2 separate regions of the Homo sapiens genome follow, and region 1 is linked to region 2. Evidence: chromatin contacts called from ENCODE Hi-C or POLR2A ChIA-PET data. All regions are on one chromosome and are shown on one strand. The core of a region is the stretch at or near the end of the contact, and the rest is flanking DNA. Distances in the headings are between cores, read along the strand shown.

Region 1 (6,398 bases), core at 1,741-4,240, 1.0 Mb after region 2:
TCCTTTCATTTTGTGGCCCTGCCATCTTCAACAAGTGGCTTCCAGGGTCTTTGCAGAAGGGGAAAGAACAAGGAGGACCACCGTGGGAGAGCTGCGTGTGAGCTTAGCCTGGAAATAGCACGCTTCTCTTCCTTTTGTTACAGTAGGTAGTAGGCAGACATGAGCAGGGCAGGAAAGCACCCCCCTACCACAACCAGGAATGTCAGGAAACCATCAGGTAATGGTCAGGCGGTTGTTAACTGTCTCTCTAAAATAATAATTGGTTGCAGCCAGCGCCAGAGAAAGGCAGGCTCTCAATAAATAGAAAACACCCGAAACTGGTGATCAGCAGCTTCCTGGTAAGATCTCAGGAGTTGGGTGAGTGGGCTCAAGCATGAAAACTAAGGCAAAATGGCAGAGTTTAACCAGTATATGACCTTCCTCTAGAACACTCAACTGGTAAGGGAAAAACGCCTCAAGTGAGCATGTGCACAGCTTCAGTAAACACACTGCACATGCGGCTCCTCCCAAGTGCTGGCAGGCCAGTGCGAATGCAGACAGCCCACCCCAAAGGAAGAACTGGGAGAAGAGATGTTACCCACTGGAAGCATGCCAGTGTATAAAGCCCCGAGTCAAAGGTCAAACTGTACACTTGAATCTTTCACGTTACCTGCTTGGCCCTCTTCCAAGTGTACTTTTTTAAAATTCCTGCTCTAAAACTTTTTAAAGACTTTCACTCCTGCTCTAAAACTTGCCTCAGTCTCTCCCTCTGCCTTATGCCCCTCAGTCAAGTTCTTTCTTCTGAGGTGGCAAGAATTGAGGCTGCTGCAGACCTGTACAGATTCACTGCTGCTAACACTTTCACATTCCACTGATCAGGACTCAGTTGCATGGCCACAGCTAACTTAAGTGAAGATGGAAAATGTGGTTTAACTGTTTGCTCAGGAAGAAAAAGAAACAGTTTAGTAAACAGTTGGCCAGTCTCTGCCATACATACGTTTTTCCCATTTAATCCTAACAACCCTATAAGATATGTGCAGTAACTTATCCCACTTTATGGATGAGGAAATTGAAATCTTTTTTACGTGTACAAATTTATGGGGTACATGTGAAATTTAGTTACATGTATATAATGTGGACTAATCAAGTCTCGTTTTTTTTGTTTTGCATTTTTTTTTGTTTGTTTTTTCTTTTTTTTGAGACAGGGTCTTGCTCATGGCTCATTGCAGCCTTGACCTCCCAGGCTTCAGCAATCCTCCTATCTCAGCTTCCCTGGTAGCTAGGACTATAAGTGCATGCCACTGTGCCTGGCTAATTTTTTTATTTTTTGTAAAGACGGAGTTTCACCATGTTGCATAGGCTGGTCTCTAACTCCTAAACTCAAACCATCTGCCCACCTGGGTCTCCCAAAGTGCTGAGATTACAGGTGTGAGCCACCATGCCTGGAAAGAAACTGAAATTTTGATAGGCTGAGTACCATACCTAATACCTCACAGTTAATAAATGGCAGAACTCAAACTCAAACCTAGGCAGTCCAACTCCAGAAACCATATTCTTTAAAAAGCTACTGTAACATGACTGATATTCCTTTTACTGAAGAAGAATATTTAAGCCTTTTTTAATTGTAAGAGGGGTATGATAATTATGGAACTTTAAGTAAATACAAACCCATCATTTTGGAGAAGATGATACTGAGATTTAGAGGCGGAATGTTCTACTGAAGGTTAAATCATTGCTGCCTATGTACCATACGATGTAAAGTAACATTTTTTTAAAGAGAATGCAATCTTGGCCGAGCGCAGTGGGCCTGTAATCCCAGCACTTTGAGAGGCCGAGGTGGGCGGACCACTTGAGGTCAGGAGTTCAAGACCAGCCTGGCCAATATGGTGAAACCCCGTCTCTACTAAAAATACAAAAATTAGGCCAGGCACGGTGGCTCACACCTGTAATCCCAGCACTTTGGAAGGTCAAGGCGGGTGGATCACCTGAGGTCAGGAGTTCAAGACCAGCCTGGCCAACATGGAGAAACCCCGTCTCTACTAAAAATACAAAAAAAAAATTAGCCAGGTGTGGTGGCACATGCCTGTAATCCCGGCTACTTGGGAGGCTGAGGCAGGAGAATCACTTGAACCTGGGAGGCGGAGGTTGCAGTGAGCCAAGATCATGCCATTGCACTCCAGCCTGGGCAACAAGAGTGAAACTCCGTCTCAAAAAAAAAAATTAGCCAGGCATGGTGGTGGGCGCCTGTAATCCCAGCTATTCGGGAGGCTGAGACAGGAAAATCACTTGAAACCAGGAGGTAGAGGCTTCAGTGAGCCAAGATCACACCACTGCACTCCAGCCTGGGGGACAGAGCAAGACTCTGTCTCAAAAATAAAAATAAAAATAAAAAAAAGAAAATACAATCTTCACAACTTAATAACTTATGTTATTCTTTCTAAAAATTAATTTCCTAAACCATGTAGTTTAATGTGATTTAATGTAGTTAAATACTAGCATTAAAACTTGTTTCTTGAAGGGCGCAGTGGCTCACACCTGTAATCCCAGCATTTTGGGAGGCTGAGGAGGGCAGATCGCCTGAAGTCAGGAGTTCGAGACCAGCCTGGCTAACATGGCGAAAACCCATCTTTAGTTAAAATACAAAAATTAGCTGGGTTTGGTGGTGCATGCCTGTAATCCCAGCTGCTCGGGAGGCTGAGGCACAAGAATTGCTTGAGCCCGGGAGATGGAGGTTGTAGTGAGCCGATATCGCACCACTGCACTCCAGCCTGGGCTACAGAGACTCTGTCAAAAAAAAAAGAAAAGAAAAGAAAAGCAGAAACTTGTTTCTTGATGAAGTTTGTTTTCCTGGGATCACACACAGATCTCCCACGGTGGTCCTTCTTGTTCTTTCTCCTTCTGCAAAGACCCTGGAAACCGCTTGTTGAAGATGGCGGGGCCACAGAATGAAAGGAGCCTTGGTCCCTGAGTCACGGCTTGGAGGAAAGCTTTATGGCGTTTAGGAACACTATTGTTTGTTGGTCCTGAAGAGGAAGTACTTCACAGAGCAAGCCTGCCACCATGTGGCGCGGGCCCAAACCTAGCATCAGTTAAAGGTTCATTCTCATTTACTTGGTTGCCTCTGGTTCACTTACTAACCAATCTAGATTTAATGCTGTCTAATAAGAAATTAATACCCAGGTGTATTCTATAGGTTTAAGTAGTTTTTAATTTCAAGATACATTTCTTCAATTCTGAAATTATTGCAATATTTCCAAACTGGCTACAGGAGTGACCACAACATTTATAATATGATCCAGGCACATTCACAAGAGGACTACTTCAGTGCATCACAAACATGGAAACAAACTCAGCAATTTGTAGGATTTATCTCAGTTCACTCAAAAGTTGGTCAATGAGCCAGATTAGAAGGCAGAATTCCGGCCAGGTGTGGTGGGTCATGCCTGTAATCACAGTGCTTTGGGAAGCTGAGGTGGGAGGATTGCTTGAGCCCAGGAATTTGAGACCAGCCTGGGCAACAGGGTGAGACCTTGTCGCTATAAAAAATAAAAAAATAAGAGGCAGAATTCCTTGGAATGGAAACAGGTAGTGTGAAGGACTGCCAAAAATGGATGAAAAACCCTCATGGAAGGAGAGTCAGAACTTAACAGTTTCCTAGAGTTTTAACACCGTATAAGCTCACTATGTTCTAGCATGCCAGGCTGACGTTTCCCAGAACTCTCTCTACATTTATCAAGACAGGAATGACATCGGAAGTTGTTTGCAAGACTATAGGTCTAGCAGGTGGCTAAGAGGAAGTCTGGTATTGCTGCTGCGTCTATTTTTATGTATTTATTCATTTATTTTTTAAGACGAAGTCTCACTCTGTTGCCCAGCCAGGAGTGCAGTGGTGCAATCTCAGCTCACTGCAACCTCCACCTCCTGGGTTCAAGCAATTCTCCCACCTCAGCCTCCTGACCACCTCCCAGGTTCAAGCAATTCTCCTGCCTCACCCTCCCGAGTAGCTGAGATTACAGGTGCGTGCCACCACACCTGGCTAATTTTGTATTTTTAATAGAGGGGTTTTACCATGTTGGCCAGGTTGGTGTCGAACTCTTGGCCTCAAGAGATCTGCCCACCTCAGCCTCCCAAAGAGCTGGGATTACAGGCATAAGCCACTGTGCCTGGCCTTGGTATAGCTGCTGCTTCTAACACTTGCTTCTAATGATTGGTGGGTGGAGGCAGCAGTACTCACATTCTGATACAGTTATTAAATGTTCCTTTTTTTCTTTGGTCCTATTACTACTTCTTTCTTTTTCTACCACTGCAAACTCTGAAATATCTATTACACATAAAATGTCAACTATAACTCACCTGATTTCACTGTAGAAAGCAATTAAAAGGGAAAAATTGTATTTACTTGAGGGTGAAAAAAAAAACCCACATCATCCTTTTCTTTATGTTCCTTTTTTACACTGATATATAAACTTGTTATTTCCACCTAACTAAATTGATTCATTTAATCCAGTGACTGTGGTTAAATTGAAAAAAGGTTTGAAAAGAGGGGGTGTCTATGGAAACCCAAACTTCTTCACACTCCAGCTTTTTCACTACCTTCTCACCTCCCCAGCTTCCACATTTTCGCAAGCATGGGTATATATGTCCCAAGGCTGTGGTTCCCAGGGGCCAAAAGTATATGAATAAGCCTATATTATGTAAACCTTTCATCTTTTAGGACATGCTGTGCCTTCCATTTAGAGCATTTATCATCTCCATTCTGATCACCATGTAACCAGATATGATGGGCCCAGTGATAGCTTCCCTAGAAGCCTCATCACTCCTTGTTCTAGAAAGGTCAGGTGCAGATGGCCTGACTCAGCCCAGCTCTAGAGACTGGGACACATCTCTGGTTCTTGTTCATTCTTCTCTTTGGCCTATGTGTTACAAATCAGCCTTCCTTATCATTGAAGTAGTATGTATGGGCTTAGGAAAGAGATCACTTCCTTTTTCTTAAAGAGCTCACCATATGGTCTAATCTAAACTAGCTCAGCAGGATTCTATAGTGGGATCTGAGGTTTTAGTGAAATTAAATGTGCTATTTAGATGAATATTGTCTAGATTCCCTATTTAAAGGAAAAATGGTTCCTTTCCATATAAAATAAATGTATTGTTTCTGTAAGAAATTTCTTACATTCTTTTCTCTAATCATCTCTTTGCAATATGTGATGGATATTGCTTTTTTTTTTTTAAGAGGCAAGGTCTTGCTCGCATGATCATAGCTCATGGTGGCCTCTACCTCCTGGGTTCAAGTGATCCTCCCACCTCAGCCTAGCTGAGACTACAGCCTACCTGGGACTACAGGTGTGTGCCACCATGCCTGACTAAAAAAAAAATTGTTTTTGTAGAGACAGGATCTCACTATGTTGCCCAGGCTGGTCTCAAACTCCTGGCTTCAAGCAATTCTCCTGTCTTGGCTTCCCAGAGTGCTGGGATTACAGGTGTGAGTCACTGTGCCTGGCCAAGTTATTGCTAAATATTAACTGAATTACAATTGATAAAAAATAATATCCCACTTATGTTCTAAAATATTCCAGACTAAAATATAACATCCTTAAATATTATTTGCTATTGTATACTAACCTTTACCTATGTAGCCAGATTTCACAAATCTTACAATATAAATTTTCCCCAAGTCTTCTCCATGAATTATATTCCTTTGTATATGAGGAAAAACAAATGGCAACTGCTGTTTCTTTGTATGTGCTCATAATTGAATTTAAGGGGTCCTCAAACTTATAAAGGATATCTGTCAAGAACCTAGAGAAAATATTACATTTAATGGTAAAACATTAGAAACATCACCACTGAAGTGATGTATGGATTTTTACAAAATATGGTCACAAATTCTTTGGCACCCCACCCATTGAGAGGTGGCATCTTTGTACCCTCCCTTTGAATTCGGATAGACTTAACGATTTGCTTGCAAACAATAAAATGCAGAATAAGTGGTACACACTGAGAAGTGTGGCTTCTCAGGCTAGGTCAGAAAAGGTGACACAGATTCCTACTTGTTCACTGGAATACTTGGTCTCAGATCCCTGAGCCTCCACATAAGTGGTCTGACTACCCTGAGAATGCCATGTTGGAAAGAGGCCAACTAACATGTAGAGGCCATCTGTAAGCACTCCAGTTGCTAGTCTCACTGAGCCCCCAGCTGACAGCAGCATCAACTGTCAGCCATGTGAGTGAGCCATTCTGGACATCCAGCCTAGGTGAACCGTCAGGTGACTTCATCCCCAGCTGACATCTGACTGCAGCTGCTTGAGATACCCTAAGTGAGAACAATGTGATCTAGCCCTTCTTGAAATCCTGACCCTCAAAATCATAAGCAAAACAAAATAATTGTTTTAAGCCACTAAATTTTGAGGTAATTTGCTTCA
Region 2 (6,558 bases), core at 1,007-3,506:
GCATATTTTCTCTCTTTAATTATGGAGTGTTTTTGCCTGGGGAGTGGGTACAGAGGTGAGATAGGAAAAGTGGAAAGGAAGATCATCTTGTCGGGATAAGTGAATGAAGTCCTCCTGCAGAAAGATTTTCCGCAGGTGGTAGGTCGCGAGCTTCAGGGGGCCTGTTGTGAGATTTTGCCGCAGCCTGAATCATTATTTCAAACAAGGTGCAGCAGGGTTTAGCTTTCTGCTTTCCCTGAAGGATTTGTCAGGGTAGCTTAGTGTTTTGATTAATTAACTTAAAGCTGGGATTCTATATAAATGCAAATTGTCACCTTCCCCCACCCATTCAGTCCCTTTCAGGCACAGAAATGAGTAAGAGCTGGGGAAAATGAGGTGGAGTTGAAATTGCCAGCTGTCTGTGGCCTCATTTGAATTTTCAGGGGAAAGGGGACCCTGACTGTGCAAATGCAATACTCACAGTACAGCATTTGCAAAATGGACCAGCTGGAGCAGAGGCTTAGCCTTTGCCACCCAGGTCAGCAGCACAACACTAACAGGACAGGAACACAGGGATGCCACTAAGGAATATTTCAGATTTGAACATGCGATGGACTAAATGTGTCCCCCCAAAATTCATATGTTTAAATCCTAACCCCCAAGGTGATGGTATTTGGAGGTAGGGCCTTTGGGAGGTGATTAGGTGATGAGGGTGGAGTCCTCACAGATGGGATTAGCACCCTTATAAAAGAGACTCCAGAGAGCTCCCTCCCCGCTTCCTCCATGTGAGGGCACAGTGAGAAAACAGTCGTCTACGAACCGGGAAATGGTCTCTCAGCAGACACTGAATCAGCTGGCACCCTGATCTTAGACTTCCCAGCTCCAGAACCGTGGGAAATAAACTTCTGTTGTTTATAAACAAGCCAGTTTATGATATTTTTGTAATGAACTAAACAGAATGCACAGCCTGAAAGAACTAAAACAGAAGGGGGAAAATGTCACAAAAAGTCTGATCTTTGTAGAGGCAAAGGAAAGCACATTTATGGAATTGTTAAAGTGTCAGGCCTCTGAGCCCAAGCTAAGCCATCACATCCCCTGTGACCTGCACGTATATGCCCGGATGGCCTGAAGTAACTGAAGAATCACAAAAGAAGTGAAAATGGCCTGTTCCTGACTTAACTGATGACATTCCACCGCAAAAGAAATGAAAATGGCCGGTCCTTGCCTTAACTGATGACATTACCTTGTGAAATTCCTTCTCCTGGCTCATCCTGGCTCAAAAAGCTCCCTCACTGAGCACCTTGTGACCCCCACTCCTGCCCGCCAGAGAACAACCCTTCTTTGACTGTAATTTTCCTTTACCTACCCAAATCTTATAAAACGGCCCCACCCTTATCTCCCCTTCGCTGACTCTCTTTTCAGACTCAGACCGCCTGCACCCAGGTGAAATAAACAGCCTTGTTTCTCACACAAAGCCTGTTTGGTGGTCTCTTCACACGGATGCGAGTGAAAAAAAGCACATTAGATTTTGACTTCAAATTTATTAGTCACTGATGTTTAATTTCCATGCAAGGCAGAGTGTGGGTGTGGAAGGGAGGACTCGGAGGGTGACAGGGAGCAGGTGTACCACCCACCCCACACCCTACGGCCTCACCTCCTTGACAGGCAGGGAAGAGCCAGACTGAGTGGTTACACATTCCTGGGCTGCCATGAATGGCGTGGGTGAACTGAGACATGAAACCTAACCTCTGGGGCCACTGGATATCTGTGGACGTGAGAGTCACCTCACAGGAAAGCTGTGGACATTTGACAAGATGTTTTTGCAAGTTGCACCTGACAACTCCCTAACAAATACCAGCTGATGTAAGGATGACTTTGCCCCAGTAGGGTTTTATTATTTCTTTGCTTTTGATACTTTTCTACCAGGACCTGCAGAGGGTGGCAGAGTGCTTTGCTGATCTGTCCCTTCTTCCTGCCTCAGGTTCTCAGGGCCAATTTCCCCATTAGGTGGAGCAGGCACTGTGCCTAGAGCCCATGAGACTTTTAGGGACCCATGAAAGTGTTTTAATTACTTTCAAAATCAGAAGAAAAAATAGAATATTAATGAATACCTAATAATGAATCTAGACTATGTCAATTTTTAAACCAATACAGTTGTTTCAAATACAATTTTTAATTTTTTTTTTTTTAATGAAGAGGGAGCCACGGAGGCAAAAGTGCTGTCAGCCCAAGAATGTGATAATGCCACCCTGTAGGTTCTGGAACTCACCTCAGAGAGTGAGTTGGCAGCATGGGTTGCTGCTTGCTGTTGTTTGCTCAGGTAATGGAACAGGTGGAGCCTGAAAGGAGATTTGTGTAGTGAGTATGGTAAGCCATGCTGACTTCAGTGTGGGAGTGAAGAGGACCACGTCAGAGCATTTTTCAGAGAGCTGAAGGTTGCATCTTAAATCTAAAGTGGTTGCTTGTCGACACTAGCTATTTTTGATGAAAATTTCCTTATCATGCATTGCATACCCTAGCCTTCTTTGTTCATTTTTAACTTTTATCAAGAAAAGGTATGGATATATGTGTATACAAACATATACACATATATGTAAGCACAAATACACACGTATGTGTGTGTATACACTTGTGTGTGTGTTAGAAGCATTCGAACCAGAGTAACTCCATCTTGAATAGGAGTGGGTAAAATAAGGCTGAGATCTATTGGGCTGAATTCCCAGGAGGTTAGGCATTCTAAGTCACAGGATGAGGTAGGAGGTCGGCACAAGATACAGGTCATAAAGACCTAGCTGATAAAACAGGTTGCAGTAAAGAAGCCGGCCAAAACCCACCAAAACCAAGATGGTGATGAGAGTGACCCCTGGTCGTCCTCACTGCTAACCTCCCACCAGTGCCATGACAGTTACTAATGCCATGGCAACATCAGGCAGTTACCCTATATAGTCTAAAAAGAGGAGGCATGAATAATCCACCCCTTGTTTAACATGTCATCAGGAAATAACCATAAAAATGGGCAACCAGTAGCTGTCAGGGCTGCTCTGCCTACGGAGTAGCCTTTCCTTATTTCTTTATTTTCTTAATACACTTGCTTTCACTTTACTCTGTGGACTTGCCCCAAATTCTTTCTTGCTCAGGATCCAAGAACCCTCTATTGGGGTCTGGATCTGGATGCCTTTCCGTTAACATGTATATATATATTTGCCATATATATGTCAAATAGTAGTAAAAGACTTAAGACAAATGATGGGATTCAGGACATGTCCTGAATTCTCCTATGACTTTAGGAGACCAGAAACATGCCACCCCCAAATATGCCTCTTTAGCATGAGGATTATTTTGAGCTGATTATTTTGAGAAACTGCAGCAGAGGAGAATCTCTGAAAACAACAGTAGAAGTTACCCTTTTGTAAGGAAAGTTTATGTCTATAAAGGAGATCTCCATACATAAGGGTGTCTTCCTGTCTGCAACAGGAAGAGAAGAATGACTCTAAATCACTAGAAACTCTTATCAATGAAAAAGGCATGGATTTAAATCTGCATCGCAAACCTCACCCTGGTTTCAGGTGCTTTCCTGGCTGTCTCCTCGTAACTGGCCTTCTCCATACCCTTCCCTCTCTGTTTTAGCAAAGGATGGTTTTTAAGCTTGAAGTCAAAGCTACCTATTTGAGATCTGCTCTCAAGAATTATTCATTCCCTGGCTATCTCCCTTGTATACATGAGATATACATATTAATAAACTTGTTTTTTTTCTCTTATTAATTTCGGTACAGGGGTCTGTCCTAACAAAAAACTCAGAAAAGGTAGAGAAAAAATTATTTTCTCCTCCCCTACACACAAATAATGGTGGTTTCTTGCTTCACATTTCTGTCTTTCTGTCTCCTTATTCCTGTTCCTTGAAGGCAACCTCTTTTAACCTTCTAAACCCTTTCTATTTTTTTCTGGTATTTAACTCCATATTTCTAAGGAATATACACATATTGCTATTTCCCAACTTGTCAGTTCCAGACAGTAGCTATTGTTGTTCTATTATGGCAGATGAAGATTTAGCTGTCTTAACATTCTCCACCTTATTTCTCCTCCCTCCCCCAGCTACTAATATAGTTATATCACAATTTTTAAATTAAATTTGTATTTGTAACCACCCCATGAGTTCTTCTTGCCCACTACCCAGTTAGAGCCAATTTATTATGACAGGGGAATTGCAATAGGAAAAGTGTGTAGAGTGTTAATAAACTCTAAGGCATTATGCACATGTTAATTGGAATTTGCAGTGAATGGGTAGACCTGAGAGCTAGTGGCTCAGGAGGGCCCCACATTTTGGAGATGGAGTGCAAGGATAAAGGATACAGACAGCAAACAGGGAAATACTAGGTAGAAGAGGGTGGCTCCCTGGCAAAAGCCCCACCCTCAATCTTGGAAACCTTCAGTCCTACGTGGGAACAGGTATTCCTGTTTTCACACCCAAAAGTTGCCTTTTGGCCCACCACACCCACCTATCCTGTACCCTTATAAACCCTAACCCCAGGCTCCACAAGCAGACAAACAGAAGAGCAGAGAAGGAGAGAAGAGAAGGAGCTTCTTAATGTCAAGAGGAGCTAGGCTGGGGACAGTAGGAGAGGAGATTGGCCACTGCATGGCCAAACTCCAGGTGACGATCATCTTCCCATTCCATCCCCCTTCCAGCTCCCCATCCATCCCACTGAGAGCCACCTCCACCACTCAGTAAAACTCCCACGTTTGCCATCCTTTAAGTCCAGGCGTGACCTTATTTTTCCTGGACACTGGACAAGAGCTCGGAATACAGAAAACTGTCACACTGGCCCTCTGCCCTTGCAAAAAGGCAGAGGGTCCACTGAGCTGTTTAACACTTAAGCCATCCATGGACAGCAAGGGTGAAAGAGCGCACTGTAACACATGCCCACTTGGGCTTCGGGAGTCACAGGCACCCACCCCTAGATGCAACCATGGGGCCGGAGGCCAAAAGTGCTTGCCCCAGCTCCTACACCTGCCTGTCTGCATGTTCCTGCTCCCATAAGGGGTTTGAGAGCAAGATGGCCAAATGGATGAGCCACACCCATCACACGTCCTGCAAGGGGGGTCAGGGAACTCCCCCGTTTCATTTGTACTTCCAATTGCCTGCTCTTTCCACAACTCCCTCTGAATGTTTGTGTTGGGAATCAGAACATGAGAACCTCAAGTATAGCACTTTGGTATGCTGAATACTTTGCACTGAGGGAGATTGGAAGGGCCTCAGAAGCAAGATGTTCTTTCTGAGCTTCTCCCACTCTCCTTTCTCTTTCTTTCATTTCTTTCCCACAGCAGGTCATAGAAACTAGAACCCCTCTTTCCCAAAGCAAACCATAAACCTAAAAATGTCAGTCTCTGACCTTTCTTCTCCCCTTAAAACTCTCATTTGACAGGTGATCCTGCCTTATCCTGGAGAAAGAAATGTTATGCAAGAGGCCAAGAAGAAGCTAAACAAACAAGCCATGATGGATTCCCATCTCAGCTTATTACCATTGGGACATGTCCTTTTTGTCCAATCACATTTCTACATGGCAGTACAGTCTTCATCAAACCTAAGCATTAAAAAAAAAGTTTTCTCTGGGTCTTTGGGTCTTTTGTTTCGGAAGGCTCCTGTATTACATAAAACTTTGTTAAATAAATTTGTTATACTTTTTTCTTGTGAATCTGTCTTTCATCATAGGGGTGTTAGCTGGGGACCTTGCAATGAGTGAGGACAGGCATTACCGTTTCACCCCTACACTTGCTACAGACTATGGTTAGGCTACCAGGACACTCAGTTGCCCTTTGTGGAGGAAGCAAGGATGAATCAACATGTGTAGAATAGGACTCCCTCCAAGAAGTACAGATGTGCAGCTGGCAAGTCTTCAGCTCACCCCTTTCAAGCAGGGTGACCAGGATGCCAAGGTGTAGTCATGGGGAGGAGTGATCAGAAGGTAAGTACAACTGAGAAAATTACAACTGGCTAGCACTTTGTCTCAAGAAAGAATGTGCCAACCAGCAGATCTCCAGAGTGAAAGGGAGGTCAAAGAGCAAAATGTCAGTGTTTTCAATACCACCCAATGAAGAAGATGCCAGTCAGGAGTCGGGGGCATGGCCTTAACATCTGCTTGGCAGCTGCATTCTCTTAACAGAGTTGGTTGTATCACTTCATATAAGCTTTTCAATAGCAACAGGGCAATAAAACAAAATTTATTTGTCCTAACTTTGTGCTGATTAAAGAACTCTTCAAGTATTCATTCTTTCAACAAACACCCATTGAGAACCTAGTATGTGGCAGGCACTCTTTTAGGAGCCTGGGATATAGCAGTGAACAAGACAGGCAACGCCTGCCCTCATGGAGCCTATCTTCTACGAAAAAATAACTCTCTGTGTGATTATTCACTGTGCTAGGGGTTGGAGTGACATAATAAGGGCCCTATATGGACTCACAGTTAAAGGAGGTGGCTTCCCAAATTATATTATTTTTCCTTAGGGAGAGAATGGTTGAATTAGCCAGTTCAAATACTCAGTCCCTTTGGCATATTGTGAATTAATTAATAGCATGCTGGT

The links. Hi-C counts contacts between places; a loop is a spot of excess contacts on that map. ChIA-PET counts read pairs that join two places held with the same protein, here RNA polymerase II (POLR2A). Pooled maps may share reads with other maps.
Region 1: a map of naive thymus-derived CD4-positive, alpha-beta T cell shows a loop between it and region 2 (9-fold over the local background). The contact joins two enhancer-like sites. A Hi-C loop is called at or near these places in 1 of 168 maps with a recorded cell type or tissue (naive thymus-derived CD4-positive, alpha-beta T cell) and 9 of 50 pooled maps. POLR2A ChIA-PET finds 5 or more read pairs at or near these places in 1 of 52 experiments (activated T-cell).

The regions. Positions count from the first base shown.
Region 1 is chr13:49,604,206-49,610,603 of GRCh38, forward strand. No RefSeq gene overlaps it. Among named protein-coding and RNA genes, the nearest start is that of ARL11, 21 kb to the right of the region's middle. RefSeq lists an enhancer at 2,681-2,900. Within about 2 kb of position 2,991, at least 4 of the 41 ENCODE cell types and tissues checked have a DNase peak (open chromatin) inside an H3K27ac peak, as active enhancers do.
Region 2 is chr13:48,593,900-48,600,457 of GRCh38, forward strand. It overlaps LOC105370202 (a long non-coding RNA gene), which reads left to right. Exons shown (of 3, transcript XR_941958.4): 3 at 5,403-5,661. Among named protein-coding and RNA genes, the nearest start is that of LINC01077, 6.6 kb to the left of the region's middle. Within about 2 kb of position 2,257, at least 2 of the 41 ENCODE cell types and tissues checked have a DNase peak (open chromatin) inside an H3K27ac peak, as active enhancers do.